Regions from separate parts of the Homo sapiens genome. Here region 1 is linked to region 2. A link is a loop called in an ENCODE intact Hi-C map of the cell type or tissue named here. Cell type or tissue: PC-3. All regions are shown on one strand. Links, peaks and the distances in the headings refer to the core of each region. The heading gives the core; the rest is flanking DNA.

Evidence for each region. Peaks named below come from ENCODE experiments on the same cell type or tissue, not always from the same donor. Only the 100,000 strongest peaks of a DNase experiment are listed, where the experiment ranks them.
Region 1: a loop joins it to region 2, with 6 times the contacts of the local background. A loop is called at or near these places in 1 of 110 quality-filtered maps.

The regions. Positions count from the first base shown.
Region 1 is chrX:15,056,468-15,061,856 of GRCh38, reverse strand. No RefSeq gene overlaps it. Among named protein-coding and RNA genes, the nearest start is that of MOSPD2, 190 kb to the right of the region's middle. In PC-3, for the core only: a CTCF peak has its summit at 2,160; no DNase peak of the experiment used is centred there.
Region 2 is chrX:14,962,467-14,967,855 of GRCh38, reverse strand. No RefSeq gene overlaps it. Among named protein-coding and RNA genes, the nearest start is that of MOSPD2, 92 kb to the right of the region's middle. In PC-3, for the core only: a CTCF peak has its summit at 3,183; DNase peaks (open chromatin) are centred at 3,205, 3,815 and 4,165; H3K4me3 peaks cover 933 bases; H3K27ac peaks cover 2,823 bases.

The DNA of each region.
Region 1 (5,389 bases), core at 233-5,232, 94 kb before region 2:
GGCTTCCAAACTGGATTTGGTCAATAGGAGGCACTGATGGGAGATTGAAGGGCTGGAGGGAGAAGCCAAGGTATTTCTCCCCTCCCTCCTCACCTTGCTTTTCTGGCAATAGTCATGTGTCATCCATAGTCATGGATTCTTCTAAATAGATCTACTAAGGCTTCAGTTTCCACCAGCTGATCCCAACTCCTGAGCACTCATAAGCCACCTCCTTCCTCTGTGCTTCCAGCCTACGGGTGGCTTCCTACCATTGTTAATCCATGAGTTGCCCCACTATTATATGTTTGGCTTCTGCTCTCTCAACATCTATATAACCTATTCCCTGCATTAAAATCCCTCTGTTGAAATGCTTGAGTGGTTTCTGCATGTTGGCTAGTCTCTGACCAATATGGATGCAAATCACACATCATAATCTATAGCAGTACTGTCAAACACAATAGGTACTAGCCCAAATTGAGATGGGCTATATGTGTAAAATATACACTGGATTCTGAGTAGTTAGTGTGAAAAAAAAAAGAATGTAAAATATTTCAAGAATTTATTGATTTTATATTGATAATCTAGATATATTGGGTTGAATAAAATACGTTATTAAAATTATTTTTACCTTTTTCTGTTTTCTTTCTTTAATGTGGCTACTAGGAAATTTAAAATTACATATGTAGCTTGCATCTGTTTCTTGAATTCTATTTCTGTTGGATAGATATCTGTAGAATCATGCATCCTATGTAGCCTATGTGTATGACTTTGAGTTTGGCCTTATAGATTGAGCAAGTGAATTTAGCTGGAAGGGTATGATCTGATGGACAATACTGAGAAAGTATTGCCTGCTCAGAGATTAGAGCTGTCTAGAAGGAGAACTGGGAAAGTGAATAGAATATGCAAATCCAGAGGAAAAAGACAAATATTTTCCTCATCAGCAGCACCTTGGTGGCCAAGTAGAGCCCTGAAGTAGAACTGCTAGTAGACAAAGCTGATGCAAACGACAGTTGAGAGGCCAGCAGTCTGAGGTTACAATTTGATAGTGTCAAATAAAAAACAAATTCAGACTTAGTAAGGATAGGCTTTCTTCAAAAGGGTTATTGCAAGGCAGAAAAAGGGACTATTGTAATAGGGAGGATGCTCTGCTCTGGCCATAAGGTCTGCAAGTGTCTCAAGGCTTAGGCAAAAAGGGTTTTTCTTTTTCTTATTTATTTATTTATTCATTCACTCATTTGGTGGCTCAAACTGAAAATGAGCCGAAGTTTCAGGACCAGGGGTGAGAAAGAAGTTGGACCGAAGCTTGCTTAACAAGCCTCTGGTTTTGATTGATCAGTGGAACAAGCAGTTCAGCTAATCATGTATGAGACAAAGAATGGGAATGTACAGGGTCTGTGTCTGGCCTTCTCACAGGTAAACAAGGAGACACCCATGGCCCTTACCTAAGTCATATGGGGAAAGATAGTTATTTGCAGTAAGCCAGTTTCTGAAACACAAAGGAGTGGGGGTGTTTCTTTAACTGGCACTATTTCCCAGGGTCACACGGGTAAGGTTAAGTTCAACATTGCTGATAGCTTATCAAAAACTGAGTTCAGTGGCTTTGTTTTCCTGCCCCCAAACCTACTTCTTTCTCCTCTAGTTACTGGTGTCTCCGTCCCCAAGATGCCCAGGTACAAAACCTCAACCATCATACACACCTCTTCTCTTTCTGGCCCCTCATCTATCTGCTCAGCCTGCAGGTCTGGAGGAGTATCTTCCTCCCCAAGGTTGCTTCTGTCTGCCATTCTGTACCTAGGTTGCCCTGCCCAGGCCCTTATCACCAGGGTCTTATTACCTCACACTCATTTGCTACAGCAGGTTCCTATTGGGTCTCCCTGCCTCCTGCCAGAGCACATCTGCAGCTGAAGTTCAGTCACACCCTGTCTTTGAACAAGCCCTTAGCAGCTCTGCAATGCCTGCAGGTTAACACTCAAACTTCCCACCTCACTTCTGAAGCCCACCCACAAGGTGGCCTGAGACCTCCCATGCCTCTAGATACAAGCTCCATCCAACTATCTACTTAAGTCTGAACATTCCGTGAGCTTTTCTATCCGTAATCCATTCCTTCCCTTGTTCAGTCTAACTGAGATGACTTTCCACCCCTTCTTCCCATTTGTGACTGCTGAAATCCAATCTTTCCTTTAGGTGTAGCTCTAGAGCTGCCAGCCATATCCATGCAGCTCAGTGTTTCTCTCTGGCTTACATTATTTTCTCCATTTTTTTCTGTGTTTACATAGCATTTTGTTTGTATATGGTGGTCTGCTTGGGTTTCTAATTTAATGATTTGCATTTTTAGTGATGTGTAAACATACACATCTCCCCTGCAATTTGTAAATTCCTTGAAAGTAGGGATGTGTCTCAGTGATCTGTGAGTTGTCTCAGACTGGCACAGTCAGTGACCCTTGTTAAGCAATTGAATTACATTTTAACAGATACTTTTGAAATGGCCTAACTTTATATAGATGTTTTTGTGTTACATATTAAGAACCAAAACAACAACAAAAACACCTCCTTAAAAGTTTGCCAACATTTGTGAACCCCTGGGGTAAGAGCAAGCACATTTAATTCCTTTTAAATACAGTTTAAGTACAAAATGGAAGGTTTACAACTGTTTGTGACCAATTCTTTTTGATAAAAGAGGATGGAAGGGAAAAAAGTTTACAGGATTAAGGAAATTAATTTTCCACCTATCTAGAACAATCAAATATCCAAACTTTGTACTATCTGGAGATATATATATATAGAGAGAGAGAGAGAGCGAGAGCGAGAGAGCGCCCTATTGAGTAGTTTTTGTAATAGTGGGGGAAAAATACTACAATTTAAATCTATCCTGTCAAACTCCTTTAATGTTAAACTGTAAACAAATCTTTATTGAAGTCAGTCTCACAGCACTGACCACTTTCAGTTTAGAGCTTAGATTATCTTTCAGAAAATGAAGCTGGAGGTTGTGTTGACATAAAGGAAATGTCATTTGTGAAATCCCTGCATTAACTGAGCTCTTCTGGGAAGTGACTTCTGCTGGATCTCAGAGGCAAATGTCTGTCTTTGGAGGACGCACACATTTATGTCATGTCACAAAGTCCCTTAACAGTAAGTGGCTGAGGATGCCTTCAAGTAATATTTTTAAAAGAATCACCGCAGAAGAAGGATACAATCAACATAATAAACTCTTAGGGTCTAATAAAGACAAAGATGACAAACCCAGCCTCCTCTATCAAATAACAGACATCAGCTTATAGAGTTTAATTCGATATATGGATGAAGTTGTATGCTTACAGATTCATTACTTTGGACAAAATAAGGTGACATATTTTTCTACTATGATAATCTAGTATTGAATACAAAGCAATTTTTATGGGATTTTTTTTCTCACTGATTTTAGGAATCATTGTAGAAATTTTCAGAAAATCAAGAAAAGCATAAATAAAAAATGACTTGTAACCCCATCTCTCAAAAAGAATTCTATTCATATTTTGGAGCATATAATTTCAGTCTTTTTCCTATGCAAATATGCACTTTAAAAAATAATAACAGTATTGTAACTGCCATTTTGTTGTTTTATGTTGGCTTCCCACTTAAAGCAATGGTTCTCAGCCCTGCCTGTACTTTAGAATCCCTGGCGGGTTTGAAAAACATAGAGGAGTTGTAAATACCTCATGAAGAGTCTTGTGAATACGTAATGAAGAGTCCTGTCTTGGACCAGACATTCTTAACCTTGGCTGCACATTAGAATCCCCTGGGGAGGTTTTACAAGTTCCCATGCCCCAGCCACACCCAGACCAATTGTATCAGAATCTCTGGGGTTGGAACCCCAGTAATTTTTTTTAAGTTCCCAGGTGATTCCAACAGATGGCCAAGGTTAAAAACCTTGGCTTTGGGGTGGTGGGTTACACATCAATCAATCAGGCTTTCTTAAAATTCTCTCAGATGGTGGGCTCAATGGCATGCACCTATAGTCTCAGGTACTTGGCAGACTGAGACGGGAGGGTTGGCTTGAGCCCAGGAGTTTGAGATCAGCCTGGGCAACATAGTAAGAACTTGCCTCAAAAAAAAAAAGTTTCTCAGGTGATTTTCACATATTCTTAGGGTGGAAAATCCTATACCCAGAACTTAAAATTCACTTGGTACCATTTTAAGCTGTGACTGTACCTAGCTAGGGGCCACCTAGGTAGGTGTCATAAGTAGGTCCATCTGCTTGTTCTCCCTTTGGTCTAGGGTGGCCCATAATTCAGTTCACTGTCCTAAGATATCAGAAGATTTTAAGGAGTGGGTGTAGTGAATGCACAGAAAAAGCCGGCCTAGCCTAGCAGGAATATGGTGTAACAATAAAATCAACTAATTAGTTCATGCTGCTTCTTGGTAGAGAGCAGTGATTCTCAATTTTGGATGCATAATAGATTCCCTGGGCCTATAATAATCCTGATGTCCAGGCTGCACCCCAGACTACTTAAATCCAAAACTTTGAGGAGGGGAACTTAGGCATAAGTAATGTTCAAACTCCCAAACAATTCCAAGGATATGTACAGTCAGGATGGAGACTCACTAATTTAGACCAGGGCTTCTTTTTTTAAATTTTTTTATTATTATACTTTAAGTTCTAGGGTACATGTGCACAATGTGCAGGTTTGTTACATAGGTATACATGTGCCATGTTTGCTGTACCCATTAACTCATCATTTATATTAGGTATTTCTCCTAATGCTATCCCTCCCCCTGCCCTCTACCCCACAATAGGCCCCTGTGTGTGATGTTCCCCACCCTGTGTCCAAGTGTTCTCATTGTTCAAATCCCACCTGTAAGTGAGAACATGCGGTGTTTGGTTTTCTGTCCTTGTGATAGTTTGCTCAGAATGATGGTTTCCAGCTTCATCCATGTCCCTGCAAAGGACATAAACTCATCCTTTTTTATGGCTGCATAGTATTCCATGGTGTATATGTGCCACATTTTCTTAATCCAGTCTATCATTGATGGACATTTGGGTTGGTTCCAAGTTTTTGCTATTGTGAATAGTGCCACAATAAACATACATGTGCATGTGTCTTTATAGTAGCATGATTTATAATCCTTTGGGTATATACCCAGTAATGGGATGGCTGGGTCAAATGGTATTTCTAGTTCTAGATCCTTGAGGAATTGCCACATTGTCTTCCACAATGGTTGAACTAGTTTACAGTCCCACCAACAGTGTAAAAGCATTCCTATTTCTCCACATCCTCTCTGGCATCTATCATTTCCTGACTTTTTAATGATCACCATTCTAACTGGTGTGAGATGGTATCTCACAGCTAGGTATCGTGGTTTTGATTTGCATTTCTCTGATGGCCAGTGATGATGAGCATTTTTTCATGTGTCTGTTGGCTGCATAAATGTC
Region 2 (5,389 bases), core at 235-5,234:
TCAATGCTATGCCCATCAAGCTACCATTGACTTTCTTCGTAGAATTTGAAAAAAAACTGCTTTAAACTTAAACAGCCCGTATAGCCAAGACAATCCTAAGCCAAAAGAACAAAGCTGGAGGCATCATGCTACCTGACTTCAAACTATAGTACAAGTTTACAGTAACCAAAACAGCATGGTACTGGTACCAAAACAGAGATAGAGACCAATGGAACAGAACAGAGCCCTCAGAAATAATACCACACATCTACAACCATCTGGTCTTTGACAAACATGACAAAACCAAGAAATGGGGAAAGGATTCCCTATTTAATAAATGGTGCTGGGAAAACTGGCTAGCCATATGCAGAAAACTGAAACTGAACCCCTTCCTTACACCTTATACAAAAATTAACTCAAGATGGATTAAGGACTCAAACGTAAGATCTAAAACCATAAAAACCCTAGAAGAAAACCTAGGCAATACCATTCAGGACATAGGCATAGGCAAAGACTTCATGACTAAAACACGAAAAGCAATGCCAAGAAAAGCCAAAATTGACAAATGGGATATAAATAAACTAAAGAGCTTCTGCACAGCAAAAGAAACTATCATCAGAGTGAACAGGCAGCCTACAGGATGGGAGAAAATTTTTGCAATCTATCCATCTGACAAAGGGCTAATATCTAGAATCTACAAAGAACTTAAGCAAATTTACAAGAAAAAAAAACCCATCAAAAAGTGGGTGAAAGATATGAACAGACACTTCTCAAAAGAAGACATTTATGGCTGGGCGTGGTGGCTCACACCTGTAATCCCAGCACTTTTGGAGGCTGAGACAGGTGGATCACAGGGTCAGGAGTTCGAGTCCAGCCTGGCCAACATAGTGAAACCCTGTCCCTACTAGAAATACAAAAAAAAAAAATCCGGGCATGGTGGCAGGCACCTGTAATCCCAGCTACTTGGGAGGCTGAGGCAAGGAGAATCACTTGAACCTGGGAGGTGGAGTTTGCAGTGAGCCAAGATCATGCCACTGAGCTCCAGCCTGGGCGACAGTGCGAGACTCTGTCTCAAAAAAAAAAAAAAAAAAAAAAGACATTTATGCAGCCAACAAAAATATGAAAAAAAAATCTCATCATCACTGGTCATTAGAGAAATGCAAATCAAAACCACAATGAGTTACCATCTCATGCCAGTTAGAATGGCGATCACTAAAAAGTCAGGAAACAACAGATGCTAGAGAGGATGTGGAGAAATAGGAATGCTTTTACACTGTTGGTGGGAGTGTAAATTAGTTCAACCATTGTGGAAGACAGTGTGGCGATTCCTCAAGGATCTAGAACCAGAAATACCATTTGATCCAGCAATCCCATTACTGGTATATACCCAAAGGATTATAAATCATTCTACTATAAAGACATATGAACATGTATGTTTATTGCAGCACTGTTCACAATAGCAAAGACTTGGAACCAACCCATATGTCCACCAATGATAGACTGGATAAAGAAAATGCGGTACATATACACCATGGAATACTGTGCAGCCACAAAAAGGATGAGTTCATGTCCTTTTCAGGGAAATGGATGAAGCTGGAAACCGTCATTCTCAGCAAAGTAACACAGGAACAGAAAACCAAACACTGCATGTTCTCACTCATAAGTAGGAGTTGAACAACGAGAACACATGGACACAGGGAGGGGAACAGCACACACTGGAACCTGTCGGGGTGGGGGGCGAGGGGAGGGATAGCATTAGGAGAAATACCTAATGTAGATGATGGGTTGATGGGTGCAGCAAACCACCATGGCACGTGTATACCTATGTAACAAACCTGCATGTTCTGCACGTGTATCCCAGAACTTAACGTATAATTTTAAAAAAACTTTAAAAAAGCAAATAATCATTGTAATAAAGTTATTCTCCTGCATACAAATATAAAAATAAAACCATGGAGATATATAAGTTGATATAAAATATGCTATAAAATATGCTTGTGGAGAGCTATACTTAAAATAACTGGATGCATAAGAATTTGAGTTTGGCACTTGTAGCCTCTCAGCACTCTGTGAAGAAGTAAGCAACATAGGGGCCATTATACAGAGGTCATATTTGGGGCCATTATACAAAGGTCATATTATACAGAGGTCAACATAGGGGCCATTATACAGAGGTCATATTATACAGAGGTCATATTTGGCTCATTTGTATAATAGTGCATCAAAATAATACTGTGCCCTTTTTCTTCTTCACTCATAACCTCACTTTTCCAAAGTGATTACTTTCAGGCCAGGTGCAGTGGCTCATGTCTGTGAGCAGTGGCTCACCAGCACTTTGGGAGCCCAAGGTGGGAGGATTGCTGGAGGTCAGGAGTTCAAGACCAGCCTGGGCAACATAGCAAGACACCCATCTCTACAAAAAAAAAATTGTTTTTAAACATGAAAACTTTTGATGGCTAAGAGGAAGGACTTTTGATTCAATAAGCCTAAGTTCAGTTACAGTATTTTCTATTCCAGCATTTTCTAGCTGTGAGATTCTGGGCAGGGTATGTAAACAGCTATTGATTTCCTTATTGGGAAAGTGCAAATAATAGTAGTGACCTTACAGATTTGATATAAGAAATAAGTAAAAGAATGCATGCAAAATATTGGTCCAGTGTCAAAAATATAGTAAGCACTCAATTAAACCTAACCGTTAGTATTATTTCTGCAAATAAGTTCAGTCATATGAAGTTGCCATTTTTGCTTGTCAATAATGGTCAAATATCAGCACTTTCTTCTAGTTCAACCTAATGCACACCATGAAAATCTTTCTAATCTTGAGACCTGGTGGTTTACTTTCCAAAGCTTTGATTTAATGAGCTGGAAGCCTGCACCTGCTTTCCTAACCCTTAGCAACATTTAGAATTCTCTGAACCTAAAAGCATTTGTCATCTTGTACTATTTCTTTCATTATTGGGAGCAAGGCTCTTCTGTGTCAAATTCCCCCTGTGAGAATCTGGGTTTTTGCTGTTCTTACCAAGAGATGGGCAAACTACAGCTATTGGCCACATTGGTTGCCACCCACTTTTGTAAATAAAGCAATGTTGGAACAACAGCTATGCTTGTGGGAAAACACTGTTTCTCTACACTCACACAACCCTTCTGACCCCAAATATGTGGATTTTTTCCCACACCAAATAATTCTGCAATTCTCTGGACACCAGCTAGATGTCCTACAATTCAACTCAATTCTGACACTACCTGGAGTTAGTGTCAAATCCCACAAGTTAAGGGCTCAGTCCCATAAGACTATGCCCACCTCAAATGCCAGTCACAAGTCCAGCCATCCACACTTCTGGACGACCAGCTATAAATTGAGGATTCCCACGGCCCACTCCTCAGGTTTGATAATTTGCAAGGGTGGCTCAAAGAACTCAAAAAAAAGCACTTCACTTAATGTTTACCAGTTTAGTATAAAGGATACAAATCAGGAAGAGCCAGATGGAAGAGATGCACAGGGCAAGTTATGGGGTAAGGGGGCACATGGAGCTTCTGTGCCCTCTCTGGGTACACCAACCTCCCAGTACCCTGATGTGTTCACCAATCCTGACATTCATCAAATCTCTTTTTTCAAGAGTTTTTATAGAGCTTAATCTCCAGCTCCCTCCTCACCTTCCCAGAAGTCTGTGGCTGGGGTAAAATTTCCAATCAGTTGGTTTTTCTGGTGACCAACCAGCCCCATCTTGAGGATATCTAGGGACCCCACCCTAAGTCACCTCATTAGAGTAAACTCAGGTCTGATTAAAAGGGGCTCTTTATGACTCACAAAAGACACTCCTATTACTCAGGAAATTCCAAGGATTTTATGAGCTCTGTGGCAGGAACTGGAGACAGAGACCAAATCTATTTCTTATTATACCACAGTGCTTGTTTATTCATGTATTGGCTATGGCTGTTTCTGCCCTACAGCAGCAGAGCTGAGTAGTTGCAACAAAGAGAGCATGGTTCACAAAGCTGAAAATGGTTATTTTCTGGCCCTTTACAAAGTTTGCCTACCCCTGGTTTAGACTACAGGTTTGCAAATTAGAGTACACACTTCTCAAGATCATAGTTCAGGGGGAAAATTCAAACTTCTATTTAAGATTATTGTTCTCTAAAAAAAAAAGGGAAGGGAAACAGGATTTTCTAGTACGTCACATAAGGGCTTACACTGGCCCCCTCATTCCTTCCATCTGTCCTGTCCATGAGACATCTGGAGAGAGTACTGGAATCCCACAATGAGGAGGAATGGTCAGTGGTGCCTCTAGTTTCATTTTTTTGCTATCAGTGTATGGTGACAGATGGCCTCTGCAAATGTCTGTCTACAGATTGTATTATCTAGTGGTAACTGACTTAAATCTCTGAAATGTATAAGTGGCTTTGAAAGATACCAGTAAACAATAATATTAATAAGATAATACTAATAATGCAAGCATCAGAGAGAAAATAAGATTTACATCAGTCACATGAGTAATGAAAATCAATCAAAGCTGATGAAAAATCAGCTAAGAAAAATTTAAAATCATCAAGATTACCTGAAATAAGGGTTTTCATACAGTATGATTAAGAATGGAACTTGTTAAGCATCTATCATGTTTAAGATATTAGTGAATTAAAATATGAAGCATCCTAATTAGCAAGACATTTAGTATCTATTTTTCTTCACCTTTTTCATATTAATTTGCAAATTTGCTTTTATTTGTAATGTACATACTATATTAAACTATACTATAAGCATATAATTTAAAAATAAATACATAACCGAACATATAACAGTAGGTGGGTACTCAAATTTCCCTTTATTTTCTACTTAGATCAGTGCACAATGAGTCGAAATTGGGCACCGTTAGTCTAGGCTTCCATATAGTGGCGCTTCTTTTGTATTCCACAGGGAAGGGATAGAAGCAGAAAAGTTTCTGTGGGATGGAGTTCCTGATGGCATTATTGAGAGTTGTTTTGGCAAAAGTGGTGCTGGGAAATGAGTAAATGATGAAAGAAGTTCAGACACAAAGTTTAGTTTAAAGGAAACGGAAAAGGGGGCAGTTTCTAGGAGTGAACGTGAGATAGAAATGGAATTAAAGGAATTTTTTATTTTTTTCCATACGAAAGAGACTTGATCATGATTAAAAGCTAATAGAGCTGGGCGCGGTGGCTCATGCCTGTAATCTCAACACTTTGGGAAGCTGAGGCAGGCAGATCACTGGAGGGGAGGAGTCGGAGACCAGCCTGGGCAACATGGCGAAACATCCCCCCCGCCCCCGACCGGCCGTCTCTACTAAAAATACAAAAATTAGCTGGGGGAGTGGCGCATGCCTGTAGTCCCCATTACTTGGGAGGCTGATGCAGGAGGATTTCTTGAGCCTGGGAGGCAGAGGTTGTATTGAGTTGA